2 separate regions of the Homo sapiens genome follow, and region 2 is linked to region 1. A link is an interaction called in ENCODE POLR2A ChIA-PET data of the cell type or tissue named here. Cell type or tissue: MCF 10A. All regions are shown on one strand. Each heading gives the region's core, and the rest is flanking DNA. Links, peaks and the distances in the headings are about the cores only.

The links. ChIA-PET counts read pairs that join two places held together with the same protein. Peaks named below come from ENCODE experiments on the same cell type or tissue, not always from the same donor. Only the 100,000 strongest peaks of a DNase experiment are listed, where the experiment ranks them.
Region 2: POLR2A ChIA-PET joins it to region 1 with 15 read pairs; 3 of 35 experiments call an interaction of 5 or more read pairs at or near these places.

What each region holds. Positions count from the first base shown.
Region 1 is chr5:66,825,824-66,832,098 of GRCh38, reverse strand. The region is part of intron 3 of MAST4 (microtubule associated serine/threonine kinase family member 4); the gene reads right to left. Among named protein-coding and RNA genes, the nearest start is that of MAST4-AS1, 180 kb to the left of the region's middle. RefSeq lists an enhancer at 1,867-2,368. In MCF 10A, for the core only: no CTCF peak of the experiment used is centred there; DNase peaks (open chromatin) are centred at 3,068 and 3,338.
Region 2 is chr5:67,007,902-67,014,176 of GRCh38, reverse strand. All of the region lies in intron 4 of MAST4 (microtubule associated serine/threonine kinase family member 4), which reads right to left. Among named protein-coding and RNA genes, the nearest start is that of MAST4-AS1, 6.9 kb to the right of the region's middle. In MCF 10A, for the core only: no CTCF peak of the experiment used is centred there; DNase peaks (open chromatin) are centred at 1,716, 2,846 and 3,216.

The sequences.
Region 1 (6,275 bases), core at 2,261-4,760:
GTCATGCCTGCCTTACGATGCCTATTGTTCATTGTTCTCCAGCCTTAGGATCTATCACATTAGGGATAGGGATACTTTCATTAAAACAAATAAAGAGAAACATATAACAGAAATCACTGAAACAATTAATTTCCCTGACAGTTAAAAAATATGATCCACGTATGAGGAATATTAGGCCCAAAAGGAACCAGTTATCCCTTGATGAATTAGACCTGTCTAGAAATTCAAATTGCCCAAAGTACAAGGTCGGCCCAAGCCCATCCATCCATCAGAATTTCCTATGTTTTGAGATGCAATCTGAAAAGTTTTCTAGATTCTAACACTAGAAACCACTGGGGCTGCTTTCTCTCATTCTCATTTCAAAGGCAGTGATTGAAGTGCTATCAGTAGTACTGGAAATATGAATACAGTCCATAGAAAAGATGGAAAAGTGCAGTCACTTAAGATGAACAACTCAGTTGTGCTGCCATTTTATGAGCTTGTCATGATTTGAGAAATTATATGTTCTGACTGAAAATAATTTTTCAAAGTCCAAATTTTAAAAACACCACTAATAGTCTCGTGTTTTAAAAACTAGAGGTACTGAACTTTTTAAAATTGGTCCTAAATACATACTGCATCATTTTATACTAAACACATAATACATTATTGTAAAATTAGATTTGAGAATTAGAATAGTGTATACTCCAGATTTTTGACACTGGGCTTTAAGTTAAAGAGCTGGTTTGTCTCACATACTATGTATCTATTCAATGCACAGATGCTTTTAAAAATAATGTAAACTCCCCTATATTAGCCTGTCATAATGATCCCTGTAAATAAATGTTTACTAGGTTTACTGATAACTGTTCTAACTTAAGGACAAATTCAGACAACAAACATGGTGTATAAATACAACAAGTTCATTTCATAAGCAATGATATGGAATGTTATAGAGAATAGAAATCATCCCTTGGTTTTCAACAATATTTATTGGGTTCCTCCTAGATGCTAGTACATTTATTATATGACCCTTAACTTTAAAGAACTCAACTCTACCCATCTACTTATTTAGTACACTCAAAAGTCATATATTACAGTATGCATTTTACAGAATAATACACAGACACCAAGAGGGTGTGTCAGGATTACCTCACAACACAGGATTGGAGCCAGGAATAGAGATATGCAGGTTTCAGCCTAGCTTTACTAACACAGGTATACCTCATTGGCAGGTTCAAATGTTCCACATAGCTATCTATATTTGTAAATTAATTTTATTCTTAAATTCACTAGGTGGCGTTACTCTTATGAACTCTACAGTGACATGTGTGGTAATACAAATACATAAAGTGTGTATTCTGTAAATAGTTTCCCTACAGTGGAATTTCTAAAAACAGCTACTCTATGTAATGTCTTTCTTTAAATGTTAGATGCAATGGGAGTAAAAGCAAAATAGGTTTTGTATTAAGCCACAGTAAAGTTGTAACCATGAAGTGGCAGAACTTTCAAGCACTTTTATGTTGTTATTTTTCACAGCATGAAGACTTATCTCATCCAGAAGAGAAAATATTCCTTATCCATTATACAGAGGACGGCAGGTGTAGAAAAAGTATATTAAGTACAATAAAAACCTAGCACTCTAATAATATATTAGCAAGTATTCCTTTGTTTTGTAGCAAATATTTTAAATAGAAAATAGCTCCATTATTTTAATTAATGAAAAATAATGATTCCTTTATTTCTAAAATTAAAGGCCCATGAAAACCATGCCCCTCACAAGCACTATATGCTTCAACTATCTCCTCTGAAGTTGTGATAACAGACATATTACAGAAATAACAAAAACTTAAAAAAGGAATTTCTTCTGAAAAACATTTTCAGATCATTTAAAATGAATTAAAGGAAAGAGAAAACTCACAGAAGAATTACTATCCAGTCACTAATAATCTGAACTATTCAGAGTTTAACAGAGTTAATCATCTTTTTAACAAAGAGCCTTTCCATATTTAACAACTGACCCCAAAGAGGACGTGGACACAAACAGCTGTGCATTACCAGAACTTTATAGAGGTGATGAAAACAAAGAAAAGGAAATCCACAGCAGTGACTAACCACACTGTGCATTCAAAAACAATGACCACACTGAAATTCATTAAGGAGGTAGTCTGTTTACTTAGGTTTGAACAATAGATGGTATGTAACCCCAACTTCTCTAATCCCTCTTTTGTTTAGCTGCAAATAATCCTTTCGTTGCCTATATTAATATTATAGTAATATGAATATTAGTATTAATAATTGATACTTAGAACAAAAAGCAGACAGCTAGACCAGCTGAAATTCAAAGACTTAATATTAAGGAAACATTTCTAAATGTGCTGTATATTCTGTATTCCAAGCATTTTTTTTAATATCAAAATAATATATAAGAGTTTAACAATGGCTAATGATTAGATTCTTTCACAAAGAAAAATATCACTTATATACAGGACAAAGAGTTATGCAGGAGTTAACCATACTAATGTTGAACATACTTATGTTCTGGCTTCCTTAAACTTATAAACTGCCAAGCAGATGTTTTGTTGTTGTTGTTTTTTCCAAGTTTTCTGATTTGCCAAGTTTTAACTCAGAATGTATTTGTACAATAAAGTCAGAGTAATTTCATCAGAGAAACTTGGGTACAAAAAAGCAAGGCAGTGAGTTACATATCTTTTCTCATCTCAACATAAACAAATTACAGCAAACTTTGAGCTGCCAGCAAAAACTTTCATTTCACTGACGGGGAAAATTCCCAGCAGCTGCACACAACTGCAAGGCGATCAGACAGATGCCGCCGAGCGGAGGTTGATCCCGACACAAAACTGAGTCCTGCGTTCCCAGAATTGAAAGGAGTTGCTACCCCTCGACAGACTTCCCAGACACTTGACGGCATGCCAGATCAGTGCATCAGCTGTCACTGCCAGCCACAATTTAACTATTCTTGAATAACCAGTAGAAAAACAAACCACCAAAGTGTCAAACTAAAAGTCATATCTATTGTCTCTGACAAAAGCAGCTTCCTCACTGAACCCTGTGATGTGTCATACCTGTAACCAGAAACTCCGTATAGCGTTGCCATGTAGATACTAAGAATTATGCACATATTCGTGCCCAGTAAAGGAATGACAAGGGAACTTTGAAATCCTCAATGGCTGGCCACTGACAATGCTACATGTCAAGAATGGAGCAGTCTCCTACCTGGAGCCCTCTTCGTCTTAGAATGCTGGACTCATCCATCTCACCCTCTGCTTTCTCTGAGCCTCTCACAACAGTCTAGCCATGCTGTACTACCTCTACTTCAGCACGCTAATTCAGAGCCCGGCAGCTGCTAAACACTTACATCACGCTCTAGCTGATTGGAGCCCGGAGTCAGCTGGTCCAGCTTAGTTATTCACTCCAGCAACTTCGGAGATCACGGATGCTTGCAGTTCGGTGGGAGAGAGCAGCAAGTGGGCTCAGACACCTAATGCATTTATCCAGGTGGAGGAGGCTCTTGCTATTAGACAGGAAATCGTGAGATCCTTGTTTTCTCTTCTTCAGAATGCTGGCTGTGGCATTTCAGGAGACCACTAAATGGCTTTCGGCAGTAGCTTTGGGTCAAGCCCCATCTGAAGCAACTATAAGGTCACAGTGGCTAAGTAAATCAGCGGTGACAGACACCTCTGTAAAAGGCAGCCGCTGACTGGGATGGTGAAAAACTAGGGCACAGCTGGTCAGCCAAGCAGCACCACTATGCCTGGCGCTCATCTCTTCCAAAGGCATCAAAGAAAACAAAAATGTAGCAGAACACACATGCTGCCTGCAAACCTGAAAACGGAGGGCTCAGGGCAGCTGCTCTCCAGCCACCAAACCCTTTACACCTCCCAGCATGAAAGCCCATTCATTTACATAAATACCTGCCCTTCAGTTCCTACTAGCTCAAAGACAGAAACAGTTTAATTTCCCTCATGATAATAACTTAGTTCTGCTGATACCTGACCAAAATGTAAAAAGGTTGGGTGGAGGGGATTCTAAGAGCCATCATTAGTTGGAATATTTAACCTATGTATAGTGTATAAGCAGCTAAAGAAAAAATTCCCATCGTGCAATTTCACAGTCTGTCTCAGCTTGTTTACTCCGTTCATCCTCATCTTATCTCAATTGAAAGCAACCAAGAGATGAATATTAAGTTTTCATTACTGGCATGGCACAGGAGTAACAACATACGACACTACCAATTCATAATAAATTATTCCTCCTTGGTGTCTATTCTAAAGATATTTAAATTGAGAGAATAGTTTGATCCTGAGAGAGATACAAGGACCAACTGTACTTTGTCTAAGAACGACCTCTTTCACTCTATCCATTAGAATAATTATTTTTCTTGAAAGTTAGGAAGACAGGTATAAACATTTTTTTAAATCACTAACTCCTGGATTTTACTTAACCCAGTTATCTAGTGATGTTTAAATGTGGGAGAGGGGAAGGAAGTGTCTAGTGGTTCCCTACCCATTCACCTGCTATTCCACTGGTTTTCCATCTCTTTCTGTCTGTCAACACACTAATACGCTTGCTCTCAATTGATTAGATTATGTCATTAAAAATAGCTCAGGGATTTATGAATCTAACCACTGAGGAAAATTGATTGCATTTTATGTTCCCAAACGGTCTTTGCATATATCTCCAGACATACAAAGAGGAGCCTGTCAAGAAATGCCACCCCAGCAGAGAAGGGTGTCAGGGTGTTTTTCCACTTAGGCATGTTGATTTGATACCACTTAAGGAAGAAAACCCCAGAGAGTTTTTAGCTCTCGCTTATATGTGGAGGAGTAATATCATCTCTAAAGCAAAATACAGCACAAAAACTGGTCATTCTTCAAGTCAAAGTGTATCAACGAATTCTAGCACAAATGAATTTTTAAAAAAGATTTTTAAAACTACGTTTTTTGTTTAAATCAAAGGACAAAAATAAAAGAAACAAAAGCCACTTAAGAGAGGAGAAAGGGCCAGCCTTGTTCTATCTTTTGGCAATCTGTAATGCTGGTGGAGAACAGACCCCCAACCTTCACAGGCTCACCTGCACTTTAATCTGTTCCTGCAAAGAGAAAATCTGGCTCTTCAGTGAAAACGAAGGGAACGACAATTGTTGCCTGCTTTCTATCTCAAGTCACCCTCCTGAGAGAGGAGCACAGAAAGTTCCCTGAATGTCAAGAGTTGTTTTAGACAAAGCCTTGGCAGCAGCTCCGAATATATTTACCAGCTTACAGTGTCATTGCTATCTGCCCACAGAGGCAAAAGGAAGTCCTGACAGATTTTGGAAAAAATCTTGACCCAAGAAGCTCAATTTTTAAAAGCAAAAGCCAAGCATGGTGTACTCATATACACTTCTACTCTGAGGACTACAATCTTCATTGTGCTGGTCCTTCTAGAAAAACTAGGGTCTAGAGGAGGGCAACAAATTCCCACTACAGAGAAAGAGACGGGGGATTGGGGGGGGTGGTGGGAGGACAAACCAGTTTTCCCCTTGAAACACAAATCGGGTCATCAGGAGAACAAAACAAAACAGGTAGAGAGCCCAGAAGTATCTTTTCTGTGACCAATCGTGTAAGCTAGTTGGAAGTACTATCAGAAGACATTTCGAGGACACACTGTCAAAATGTCAGCTGACGTGCATGCATCTTAGGCACTCTGCAGCTCGAGGTGTTTGGGAGGTGGTGGGAGTGATAAATAGGAATCTGGCTAAGGACGAAAAGTATGTTTCTTAACAAAGGAATATTTTGAGATAAAATCTAAGTGAGTGTTCCACCATTAACTAAGTCTAAAATGAGGATTATGACCATCATACCATCAAATCTAGTATGAAAAAATATCGATTACCTGTCAAAATGTATCATTTTGAGAAGTGATACACATACATTTTAAAGAAATAAAACCAGCCAGAGGCAAAAACATTTGGGACAAAAATGAAAGGCTGCTGAAAAATAACATCAAGCAATAATGGCTTAGCGGAGGGAATAGTAAAAGGAAAATTGCTACGTTTACCCTTTGCTATATATTTTCTCATCAAGATAAGCCATGTGTTAAAATGCAATAAAAACTTCAAATGATGACACTATTCACAGGTAATAATCAGGATCTAGCCTAATTTCCATTAATAAACTCATTTTTCCTGTGATTTTATACCTCCATGGAATATATTCACAATATTGTGAGTCAATTCACAAAGTACCAGCCTCAATATGTATTGCTTTTACATGTGTATTCAAATCATAAAATCT
Region 2 (6,275 bases), core at 1,409-3,908, 180 kb before region 1:
TACTTGTGTTTATCTGGAAGGGTACTAGGATAGGGAATAGTTAAGTAGATAAAATCAGTCCTTACATGGAAAAAAAAAAAATCTGACATAGCTTCAGTAGCTCCAGTACTTAGTTCCTGATCTAGGTAATCTATTTGGAAAAGTCTTTGATTTTTGTATCAAAAGTCTTGAGATTAGCCAAGTGAAAGTAATATTTTTACAGGAATTATATCTCAAGTTCCAAGATCAACAAGCCACTCAAATCAGACATAAGAAATAACATTACATAATAGCCACTTAATGCCTATTGTTTTACAGTAACAAAGGCTTCATTTACCATATTTCCTCGAGTGCTTTATTCAGCTGGCAGTTTTTCCCATGCCAAACATAATTTTTTCCCTCAACCCCTTCATACATCTATAAAAGTAAAACATTTTATACTTATACTTTTTAAATTATTATAATTCCCAATTTAAATATATCCATCCTATTGCATTTTAGAAAACATTAATGTGAAAGGGGCATAAGTGATTTTTATGTAAGCTATGGATCCAGTGATTTTCTACAGATTTCATAGCTGAGAAATTTGTCAATGACTACATAATATTCCAATAACGACTCTTAAGGAAGAAACCCAGTAAAGCGTGAGACATAAACATACACTGTAACATTTAAAATTAGATAGAATAAAGCATACTTCTTTACAGCTTTTATTTTGTTTGATAGCTTCAACAAATACTCATGTGGCAAAATGGGCCTGGTAAATCCATCAGCTTTCTTCCCCTTCTAATTCTATGACCCTAAGAGACCTCAGCAAATTTCACATTTTCAGTTTCTCATTCCCTCCACCTAGGTTTTTCACTCAGAACCCAATATACTACCTCTAAAAGATACTGCCACTTGAACTTCCATGTCAGGTTAGAAACTTTCCAGGGGCACAAGGTGCTGGTACTTACTTTGAACAGCTAAAAGCTTATTCAAGAACTTCAGAATAAAAATGGTGGTTGGCCTACCAGATGTCAAGATCTGCATTTTGCTTGTACTACTGCCTGCAATTACAGTTTGCTAAGAGCCCCCAAACTCTGACAAAATCAGTCACTGATAAATGTAGGACCACAAAGCAGAATGTAAAAATTCCCAGGATTCTATAATAAAGTAAGCAATGGGGTGCTTCAGATAAGAGATATACAGTAATGACTGCCTATTCTTCTTACCAATCTATTTTACCTTCAAGTACTGATCAAAGCCTAAATTCTCTGCTATGGTCTTTTTTCTTTAAAATAAAACCATGATATGTCAGTTGTGATATTAGTATAATTACCTTCTCAAATAGGCATGTCCAATAGACATTAATGTAGCTAAAATTCCCACAGGTCCTTTTATTGTATTAATAAGGTTTAAGATCAACATTTTCAGAATTTACAACCAAGTTCCTAGTGGAATTTTTTTCTTTTCTTTTTTTCTATCTGCCTGGAAATAAGGACAGTACCAGAACTACAATGTATGAACTTTTGAGATCTATCTAGTTACAAAATGTACCACATTATCACAAAAACCAAGTTCCTACTGATAGAGACTGACTCTACTTTTAGTAGACAATTTTATGCACACTTTGTATCTACTTTCATCTAGGTAGCCCCAGGACCATTTTAATATCTTGGCTCTACTATGTAAGTTTCAAAAGGATTACTCAGTTACCATGATGTCACTCCCAAATGACTAGTTACAGGTAGTGAAGACAGCTCAGATTAACATAACATGCTTACTCACACTAGAGATGGGTGTGTATGGAGGGTGAGGCTGGGGTCCAGGGCCTCCAGTTTCCATCTGTGTGAGACACCAGCTATTTCCATTTCAACCAACGGAAGAAGGACTTTCCCAAATTATTCAGATAGAGTCCTATTCCAAGCTTCCTCTTCTATGGGCCATCTCCACACAGGAATTCAAATGATTCCTTGACCCCAACACCTGTCAATCTTTAACCCAGAAGGCAAATGGTCTCTATCTTGAAGCTTACGATTCCTGTTTAAAGGTATTACTTGAGCTTCTGATAACAGGATAGATGTGTAAAGAGAAGCAAGCAAAACCATTAGAGAATATAATGTTCTACCCATCACTGTGCACTTATCAATATACTACTCCCACCACTGCCTTGAGTGAAGACACACACAGAAACACACTCTCTCTCACACACACACAATAGCAGTGAATAGACCATGCCTCCCCATGCAGCATATGCTCCATAATTCTTATGTTTTATTTTTAATGAATTTCTTTTGAAATCTACTTTTTGCACTCTCACACATTTCTCTCTCCCTTCTCTCTCACTCTTTCCTCGCTTCCTCCCTCCCCCTTGTCTCACAAAAGACCTACATATTCCAGGGGCAAAACAGTCTGTGATCTCCTACTGTAAGTTTCACACTAGAAGCTAAAAGCAACATTTTTGAACTGTGCATATTTCTGCTTCCATCCTTTGTATCTGGTAAGCCTTAGATGCCCAGAATCTGCGAATGCTGCCACAGTTGGGACAGCCAGGCTCTCAACAGGAGCCACTCAGCTGCTGGAAGCTCTGGGCTTGGAGCTCAGTTTTCTCCTCTGCTCTAGGGGTATCCCTGACCAGGCTGGGGGAGAGGCGGTCAGGAGCAAGGGCAGCCCAGGTTACTGGACGGCGTCATGGAATATTAGCAACGTGAGAGCTAACTAGAAATGACAGAAGGACTGAAGGGGCAAGCCCTGCATGATTTGTAAGTCTGTCCTGCCTGCAGAAGACACAGTCAAGAGCATAAAGAAAGTACAAGGATGAAAGGAAGCAACTACGAAACAGGCCTGGGCAAAGCAAGGAGTGGGAGGAAATGGGCTCAGGGACTCAGGGAGGGGCAGAGCCTGCAGGTCAGGCGTGGAGAGGAGGAGAGGAGCAACAAGTGGGGCCAGGCTTCAGTCTCCTGTGGACTAGGCTGCAGGGGAGGGGCTGGGGTACCAGGGCCTCAGGAGGAGAGCAAGAGGTGGTGTGTGGGAGCCAGAGACGCTCGGTCAGGGCTTTACAGTAAGAGAAACTCCAAACCTAAACATGTCACAAAGGAACAGTCATAAGGCTACGGAAGAAATTTGAGCTTCCAGAGGGAGGTGAAAAGGAAACTGTCATTGCCAATTTGGGCAATGAAGCAGACAACAAAGTGAGCAACAGTGAGTAAGGGGATATGATTCAGGGAGGAGGGCTGACGGGCCAGCCACGAATGTGCAGAGGCAAGGCCATCATAGCTGCGCTGCTGCTGTATTTAGCTGCCCACAGAGAGTGGCCACCACCCCTGTTCTCCAAGTCCTTGCTTCACTCTCTCCTGGGTTATGACACCCCCACCCTGGGGCACCTGTTCATGCTCAAGTCATCCATGAGTTTCCAGTTGCCAGATGCAACACACACCTTCACTTCAACTCTCTGTGGAGTGCTGGGGGTGTTGACCATTTTCCTCCTGGGATTTCCAGGACAGCACCCTCCTGGTCCCCTCCCTTTATAGGGGACTTTTTCCGACTAAGTCTCCTTTCCTGTACCTCGCTGCATTTCTGCCCACTCCTTAAGCGGGGTATCTTTAATTCTCCCATGTATTAATCTGATGTATTTCTCAGATGGTCTTAATAGTAAGTCCCGTGTTTATTATTTTGGCACAGCCTGCCTGAGTGCCCTGGATTTATGTACTCAGCTGCCTGCCTAGGGGGCTCTTTCTTTCCAGTCTCAGTGCCTTCGATGTTCCCAGATGCCTGTCCCCAAACTCCTCCCATGATGGCTCTTTCTCATCCTTGAGGGCTCCCTTAAATATTACCTTCTCGAAAGACCTTCCCTGACCACGTTATCTGAAGTAACTCCCATCATCACCCCACAGGGTTATGTTCTCATCTCGGCTCTTGCTTACAGCCATTGGAATACTGACCACATTGGCAATTGACTTAGTTGGATACTTGTTTATTGGTGAGGCCTAAGTACTCATCTATCTCATTTATCACTGTGTCCCTTGACCAGCATGGGATACACGTTTGGGATACTGGCTGAATGAAGGAATAAATATCCCGTGGTATTCAGTGCACAACAGATCTTCAATAAATGTGAATAACTGAGCTTTAGGGGAAAAAAGGGGCAAGTATAATATAGGTTCTTGTGTTTTCCCCGCCTCACTCTCATAAGTACAGGTGGTTCCTCCCTCTTCCTGGTTCCTGGAGTCAAAAACCCCAGGGCCATCATGGAATATTTCTTCTTCTCTCAGAGTCAATGGCTCATCAACTTCTATCAACGTCATATCCTTCATATCTCTCAAAGGCACAATCTCACTTCATTCTTTATCTAGCCCTGCAAAATCTTTTAAACAGACTACCCCAAGAACTTATTAACTGGCTTGCAGGTCTCACCCCCACTCCCAGACCTAAACCCCAGTGTGGCTAGACATGTCTTCCCAGCACAGGATCAAAACCAAACTCCCTCATATGCCAAGCGCCTCAGCTCTCCTCCGCAGCTTCACCACCCACTACTCATCTTCATTTGTAATGACAGCAGTAATATTAACAGCTAAAATTTATTGAGAATTTTTACATGCCAGTCATTTCATTAAGCATTTTACACATATGAATGCATTTTAATCTTTACAACAATCCTATAAGATAAATACTTATCCCTATTTTATAGACGGAGCAAGTGAAGTCCAAAGTTAACATAACCAATCTCATACAGTCAAGATGTTAACCCAGGTAAATGGGCTTCAGAACGACCCTCTTAACCACTGTGCAGTACTGCCCCTTCCAACTCTCTGCTTCAGCAATACTAAGCCATGTCTAGTTCCTGGAACTCTGTGTTGCCAAGGTCACCAGGCCTTTGTACACACCATTTATCCTGCCCCTTGGAAAGGCTCTGTTCTTCACTTTCGTCAACAGCAAATATCTTTCAAAACCTTTTCTATGTGGTGTCTCTTCTGGTTCCCTGAGACCAAATTCTCTCTTACTCACTGAGCTTATATGTGAGCTCCTATGGCTTATATGTACCTTGTAAATACTTCTTGATTGTCCTGGTTTGCAATGATTCATTTACTTGTCTTCATTGAAAGCATGCCTACAGCTTTCAAAATTGGGTCACAGTGCCCAGGTACACAATAGGTGCTTAATAAATGTGGAGTTAATTGGGATTTGGGTAAAAGGGGTGAGTACAGGTTTACTAACACCTGGAATACCAGGGCAAGAGGGAAGAGGATTCTCTATAGTTCTCATAGTCATGACATATATTCATGAGCAAAACAAAGGAAAAACTCATCAAACACTACAGATGTATCTGAAGGGAAGATGCCGAATGCATAAAAAATTCAATACATCCTGACAACTACAGGATTTAGTTTAAGATCCCTGAAGGTACCTGCTGTTCATAGCAATTACTGAGTAATGTGAATTCTGCAAAAAACAACTACCAAAATAAAAACCCCAAAAACTTCTTTTTTGGTTCTCAGAAAAAGACATTTGGAAACTTGCTCAAAGTGATGAACTGAGTCACAAACTACCCATCGGCGTGGAAAATGGTTTTATTGATTTAGGCATCATCAAGGTTGAAAGATTATCATTAAGCAAAATGAAAACATGACAGATTTCTAAACATTAAGGTTAAAACACAAGCATCTTCTGGATTCTCAAGACTGCACTTCAGCAAAACTAAAGGCCCAACTCAAAACTTAGCAGCAACATTTAGAAATCAATTGTAGCCCTTTCCTTAAGGTGTGACAGAGAGCAGATATAATTAAAAGAGAAGCTTGATTCGTTTCCCCCAAAAGTTTTTCATCCAATGGGCAAAGAAAAGATGCTATAAACATAAGCAGTGACATGAATGCAGGCCAACTAATTTCCATTCTGAGTTGTGAGAGGATCCTCAATGAATGGAATAGCCACAGACCTATGAAACTGAAAATCTCTGAAACATGCAATCATTACTTCAGTCTAAAGCAACAAGTTTTCGTATAAAGTCTCTTCATTTATGCCTAGGTTTCTGTCCCTCAAAGCAGCAGGTGAATGGCTGTACTGAGACTACCTTGAGGAAATGAGGGGAAGGGAGAGGAGGACAAAGCCAGTTATATAGAAGGAACTATTTCCAATGGAACATGTAAGCTATACAGCAACAGAGTAGACAAAAGCCAGTGTGCATCCCAACAATCTCATGTCTGCCATGGTCAAGACAAAAGAGAATGAAGGGCATAATATACTGTCCTTGGGACGTAGCACAAGGGACAGAGTCTTTCAGTTCATCAGTACTGTGTCATCTTTGAGAATCTAGGCCT